2 separate regions of the Homo sapiens genome follow, and region 1 is linked to region 2. A link is an interaction called in ENCODE POLR2A ChIA-PET data of the cell type or tissue named here. Cell type or tissue: PC-9. All regions are shown on one strand.

Region 1 (2,500 bases), 180 kb before region 2:
ACAAATATTGTGCGATTCTACATATGTTAGATACTTAGAGTAGTCAAATCCATAGAGACAGAAAGTAGAACGGTGGCTGCCAGGGGCTCGGGGAGACATGAAGACTTCTTGTTTAATGGATACAAAGTTTCAACTTTGCAAGATGAAAAGTGTTCTGGAGATCGGTTGCACACAATGTAAATGTAATTAACACTACTGAAGTGTACAGGTAAAAATGATTAAGATGGTCAATTTTATGTAGGTGTATTTCTACCACAATTAAAAATAAATATTTCAAAAAGGAAGTCATTAAAAATATCTTCTCAAGTGATTCTCAGTTGCATTCAGGGCTGTGGCCTGCTGATCTAACAGAATTATTGGCAAGCTGTGTGATTCTGTCATTTATCTCTTCACATAGCAACTGTGATAATCCTTAACCAATTATCAATAAGGAAATTGTATCTCTTCTAGTTCAATTTGGGATCTGTTTCTGACTCCTCCTGCTGCTCCTTTGGGGCAGGTCATTTTTAAACCTGGCTGATGTACACTGGGAAGTCCAGTAGTCTTTGTACCATGACCTTTATTGTTGCTTGAAGAGAATTCCCATATGGACTGAAGAAATTTTCAGCAGGTCATTTTTATCATAGAAATGTGGTGAACTGTGATACTGAGGAAGCTTTGTTCCCCCAAATGCTCTGCAAAAGGCATTCCGCTTGTTCTTTTACTCCTGCGTTCAGCATTACAGTTCCACCTCCTGTCTTTCTAAATCTGAGTCCTGGGAATTCGGCAGTCTGCCTCACTCCCACCTGTCCGATGTAGGAAAAGATTAGCCCATCATTTGTAGCTGGAAACAGTCTTTTGCTTTGGACTCTGCCCTGTGAATAGGTTCTCCACTGGAGAGAAGCAGGAATGCCATGATATATCCTATGTAGCACTTTACCCCAGCAACTCAGAGCCTAGATCATTACAAGCCATGAATCGTAGGCTATTCACAGAGATTGTCATCTCACTGAATTCAGTTTCTTTGGTTATAGAGAATCATACTTTCAAACTTTGCTAATAATGCCCATTCTTATTAAATGCCCATAATGCCAATCATTTTGCATTTCCAGACAGAATGAAGCACACGGGCAGTTCTAAATACAGGACAGCATCAGGATTAGATATTTCATTTATCAGAAGTATATCTGGGCGGCTGAACAGAAGCCAAGCTCCTGACTTGCCTGTGAGAAAAAAGCAGTAAGAAAGTACCACCTAGAAAAGTGCCTGTGCAGGTTCGGGTGGCCTATACAGAATGGACCTTCCTATAGCTGTAACCTGGATTCTCCTATAGGTCTTCACAAGGTTTTGTATGAGGCCATTAGCCCAAGATTGCAGACTTTTCCAACAGGTAGAGCTCATTCTGATGGAGCTACTATGGGAGGACTGTTTCTCAGTGAGTCACTTTCCAGCATTGGACTTCCAAAGTGAACCCTAGGCTTCATAAAGAGCCTGAATCACAGAATGGGATATTTGCCTAAAATCAGGCATTGCAAAACACCCTAAAAAGACTTCATAGGGAGGCTGACATTTGGGCTTAGGAGGGTGACATTCAAGGCAAAGGAAACAGCGTGCAAAGAAGGTTCAGAAAACAGAAACTGGAGTGCTAAGGCTGGAGCGCAGGGACTGTGCATGTGCAGGGACTGGGAATATGGGAGTAGGAGGGTAACGGATTCACAAGGAAAAGCCTCGAAGGTAGAATGTGAAAAAATAGTCTCACTTGAAAATACGTGAAAGAGGTTTTATATTTCCTACTATTCAAATAAATTATAATGAGGTTGTTTTTTTTTTGCCTTTTAAACTGACAGATATTTAAAAATAATACTCCATGTTGGTAAGGGCTCATGTTAGCAGTGCTCACAGTCTGGTTATAAGAGTGTAAATTGGAACAAACTTTCTGCATGGTAGTTTGACAGTGACATCAAAAGCTTTATACACACATATACATATGTATATTTGTATATATGCATGTGTGTGTATGTGTATATATATACAATCTTTATATACATATATGGTTATATGCACACACACATATACTCTTTGGCTCATTATTTCTGCTCCATTTACTATATCATAGTGAATAAGGCTATAAACAAAGATTTAGCAGAAATATTTATAATAGGAAAATATTATAAACCAAGTACACATCAACCAATAGAGAATTCATTAAATCAATTCTAGTTTCTACATTCAGACTAATACTATGCAGTAATTAAAAATACTGTTGTCCATCTTACAACACAATGAGATTCCATCTCTACAAAAAATAAAAATTAGCTGGGTATGCTGGCACATGCCTATAGTCTCTGCTACTGGGGAGGCTGAGGTGGGAGAATCAGCTTGAATCCAGGAGGCTGAGGCTGCACTGGTCCACCATTGCACCACTGTACTCCAGCCTGGGCAACAGAGTGAGACACTGTCTTAAAAAAAGGAAAAAAAAAAACCATTACAAATTTTACCTTCTTTTCTCCAGACCCACTGA
Region 2 (2,500 bases):
TTGACAGTTTAAGCTCTTGGCGTATGTGTGTAAGATAACATCCCCACCAGTGAAAACTGGAGGGCAATGTCATGGAGACTTCGTGCACAACAAAGGGCTCCAAGGTCAGGGGCTCCAAGTCAGTTTAATGTGAATAAAACCCAGATTTTCACCTAAGCTTATGATTAAACAAACAAACAAAAAAAGATGGAAATGACATTTTCTTACAAACAAAAACTTGTTAAAATTATGTGAATCATCAGGATTGCTTGATTTTTATGGTATTGCAGTTTTTTTGACCTGGAAAATTATTTTTCAGATCTTAAAGTCAAAATATGGAAAAGACTGAATAGGCTGTTGCAACTCTGTTTTTATATTCTTTCTTTCCTACTTGATTTTCTTCCCTGTTTTTAATTGATCATTATGGATAAAAATTTTCTGTAGTTTCTTAAGTGCTCTTTCGTATATTTGTTGCACATCTGAAATTATAGGTCTCTGTTGGACTCTTGAATTTTTTTTTTTTTTGAGACGGAGTCTCGCTCTGTCACCTAGGCCGGAATGCAGTGGCATAATCTCGGCTTACTGCAACCTCCACCTCCTGGGTTCAAGCGATTCTCCTGCCTCAGCCTCCCAAATAACTGGAGTTACAGGCAAGCGCCACCACGCCCGGCTAATTTTTGTATTTTTAGTAGAGATGGGGTTTCACCATATTGGTCAGGCTGGTCTCAAACTCCTGACCTCATGATTCACCCGCCTCGGCCTCCCAAAGTTCTAGAATTACAGGTGTGAGCCACTGTGCCTGGCCAGGACTCTTAAATTTTTAAAATGACCGTTTTCTTTTTTTGGACACAACTACAGCAAGAAATAATACAGATCTTCAAGTTGGCAACTCATTCAATATCTCCTACAGAAGGTCAGGAACCTAGAAACTGTGTTCCTTCAGGGTGCAAACCCATGTGTTCCTTAACAGCAGAAAAAGGTCAGTGGGCAAGACCAGAACAAATTAGATATGATTTGTTTTTTAAGTTGAGGCTTAGCCAGAAGGGTTTGTATGGACCTCTTAGATTAAGGTTTGTTTCACAGTGGGGATAATGTTTGCTATGTCAATAAACAGGTACTTTTCTTTCATCATTCTCCAAATTTGGTTCTTAATGAGATCTGACATCCCCTCTTCCATTAGAAGGTATTGAAATCCAGTGGACCAGTTTCTCCAAGATGTCTCTTGAAAGTAAAACTCTGCTTAAAATCTGTTTTTTCCAGGGCTCTAATCACTACTCTGTTAAATTCCTCAAACTTGTAATGCCCCAAGGCTTGATTTTTTCCAGATAATGGCTCTATCGTTGCACATACCCTGATTCTGTCAGCATGTGTCATTGGCAAAATAGCTTTCTCTGCCAAAGCTTTCTGACCTTTGGCTCCATCTTAGCTTTGTTAGCAGGAAAGGCCTGCTACCCAGAGTCAGAGTCAATCAGAGAATTGTTCATGTGGTCCTTAGAACTTTACTCCTTACCCTTTTATCTTTTCTTTAAACTTTCGCCTCTAAATCTGCCAGGGAAATTGTGACTTATAGAAACCTTGTCAACTTGTTTGGGTCAAAAGTTAGATCCTGTTTTAGAAACTCTGCAAAGAGTGAGATTCATGGCATCATTGTTCGCCAACTTCTTTGTTCCTTTCATCCAGAAGAAAGGTCAGCTCATTACGTAAGAAACTTTTCATCAGGAAAAGCAAACAACCGATAAAAAACAGAAACTAAGTATTCTGCAAGGAAACCTGGTTTAAGGAGAATGTATTGAAACTGGATATGTCTGTTCCTTTTTACTCCTCCCTTTGGCATTTCCTTTTTTTTTCTGTAAGATAATCATAGAAATTTAGTTAATGGAGGAACTACAAAGATCACATGGCTTTATGGTTTGCCTATTATGCTGGCCAATCCCGGTGGCACGAGGGCAGCAGGGATGCAGACAGATGAAGAGGTCCCATAGCCAAGAGTGTAGGTCCTGGAGCCAGACTGCCCACATTCACTTCAAGCAATTGGTACTCCTGTATTAGAAGAAAACAAAGTCCCTTCTCATCTCCTCACCCAGTATACTCCTCTTTTTACTCAGCTTGATAGGAATCTTTCCAGTCCTCTCTGCATTTATATGTATACATCATTCGTATTCGTGACCCTAATAATGATACCCAGTCAGCTCACACCAGCAAGAAAAAGTATTTTTCAAGCCCTCTGGAAGCATTGGAAGCTCCAAGTGAGCATAAGTGAAAATACCCTAAGAGATACTTCCAGGTTCTAGATCCAGGTGTTTCATTTTCCCCTTGTTTTCCCACTACATTGTCATCTCTCCAACCTTATCTTTAGTTTTGTTTTTTTCATGGAAGACCAGAAAGCCCCTTTCCCCAAAGTGTTAAAATCTGGGGTGAAGGCAACTGACCTCATTGCATACTTTGGCAATTCAAAGTTATAAAATGTTAGCCGGGCACGGTGGTTCACGCCTGTAATCCCAACACTTTGGGAGGCCAAGGC

What was found. Peaks named below come from ENCODE experiments on the same cell type or tissue, not always from the same donor. Only the 100,000 strongest peaks of a DNase experiment are listed, where the experiment ranks them.
Region 1: POLR2A ChIA-PET joins it to region 2 with 8 read pairs; 3 of 35 experiments call an interaction of 5 or more read pairs at or near these places.

The regions. Positions count from the first base shown.
Region 1 is chr7:108,123,974-108,126,473 of GRCh38, reverse strand. The region is part of intron 1 of LAMB4 (laminin subunit beta 4); the gene reads left to right. Among named protein-coding and RNA genes, the nearest start is that of LAMB4, 5.1 kb to the left of the region's middle. In PC-9, no CTCF peak of the experiment used is centred here; no DNase peak of the experiment used is centred here.
Region 2 is chr7:107,948,234-107,950,733 of GRCh38, reverse strand. All of the region lies in intron 24 of LAMB1 (laminin subunit beta 1), which reads left to right. Among named protein-coding and RNA genes, the nearest start is that of LAMB1, 54 kb to the left of the region's middle. RefSeq lists an enhancer at 2,287-2,500. In PC-9, no CTCF peak of the experiment used is centred here; DNase peaks (open chromatin) are centred at 1,363 and 1,693; H3K4me3 peaks cover 909 bases; H3K27ac peaks cover 2,500 bases.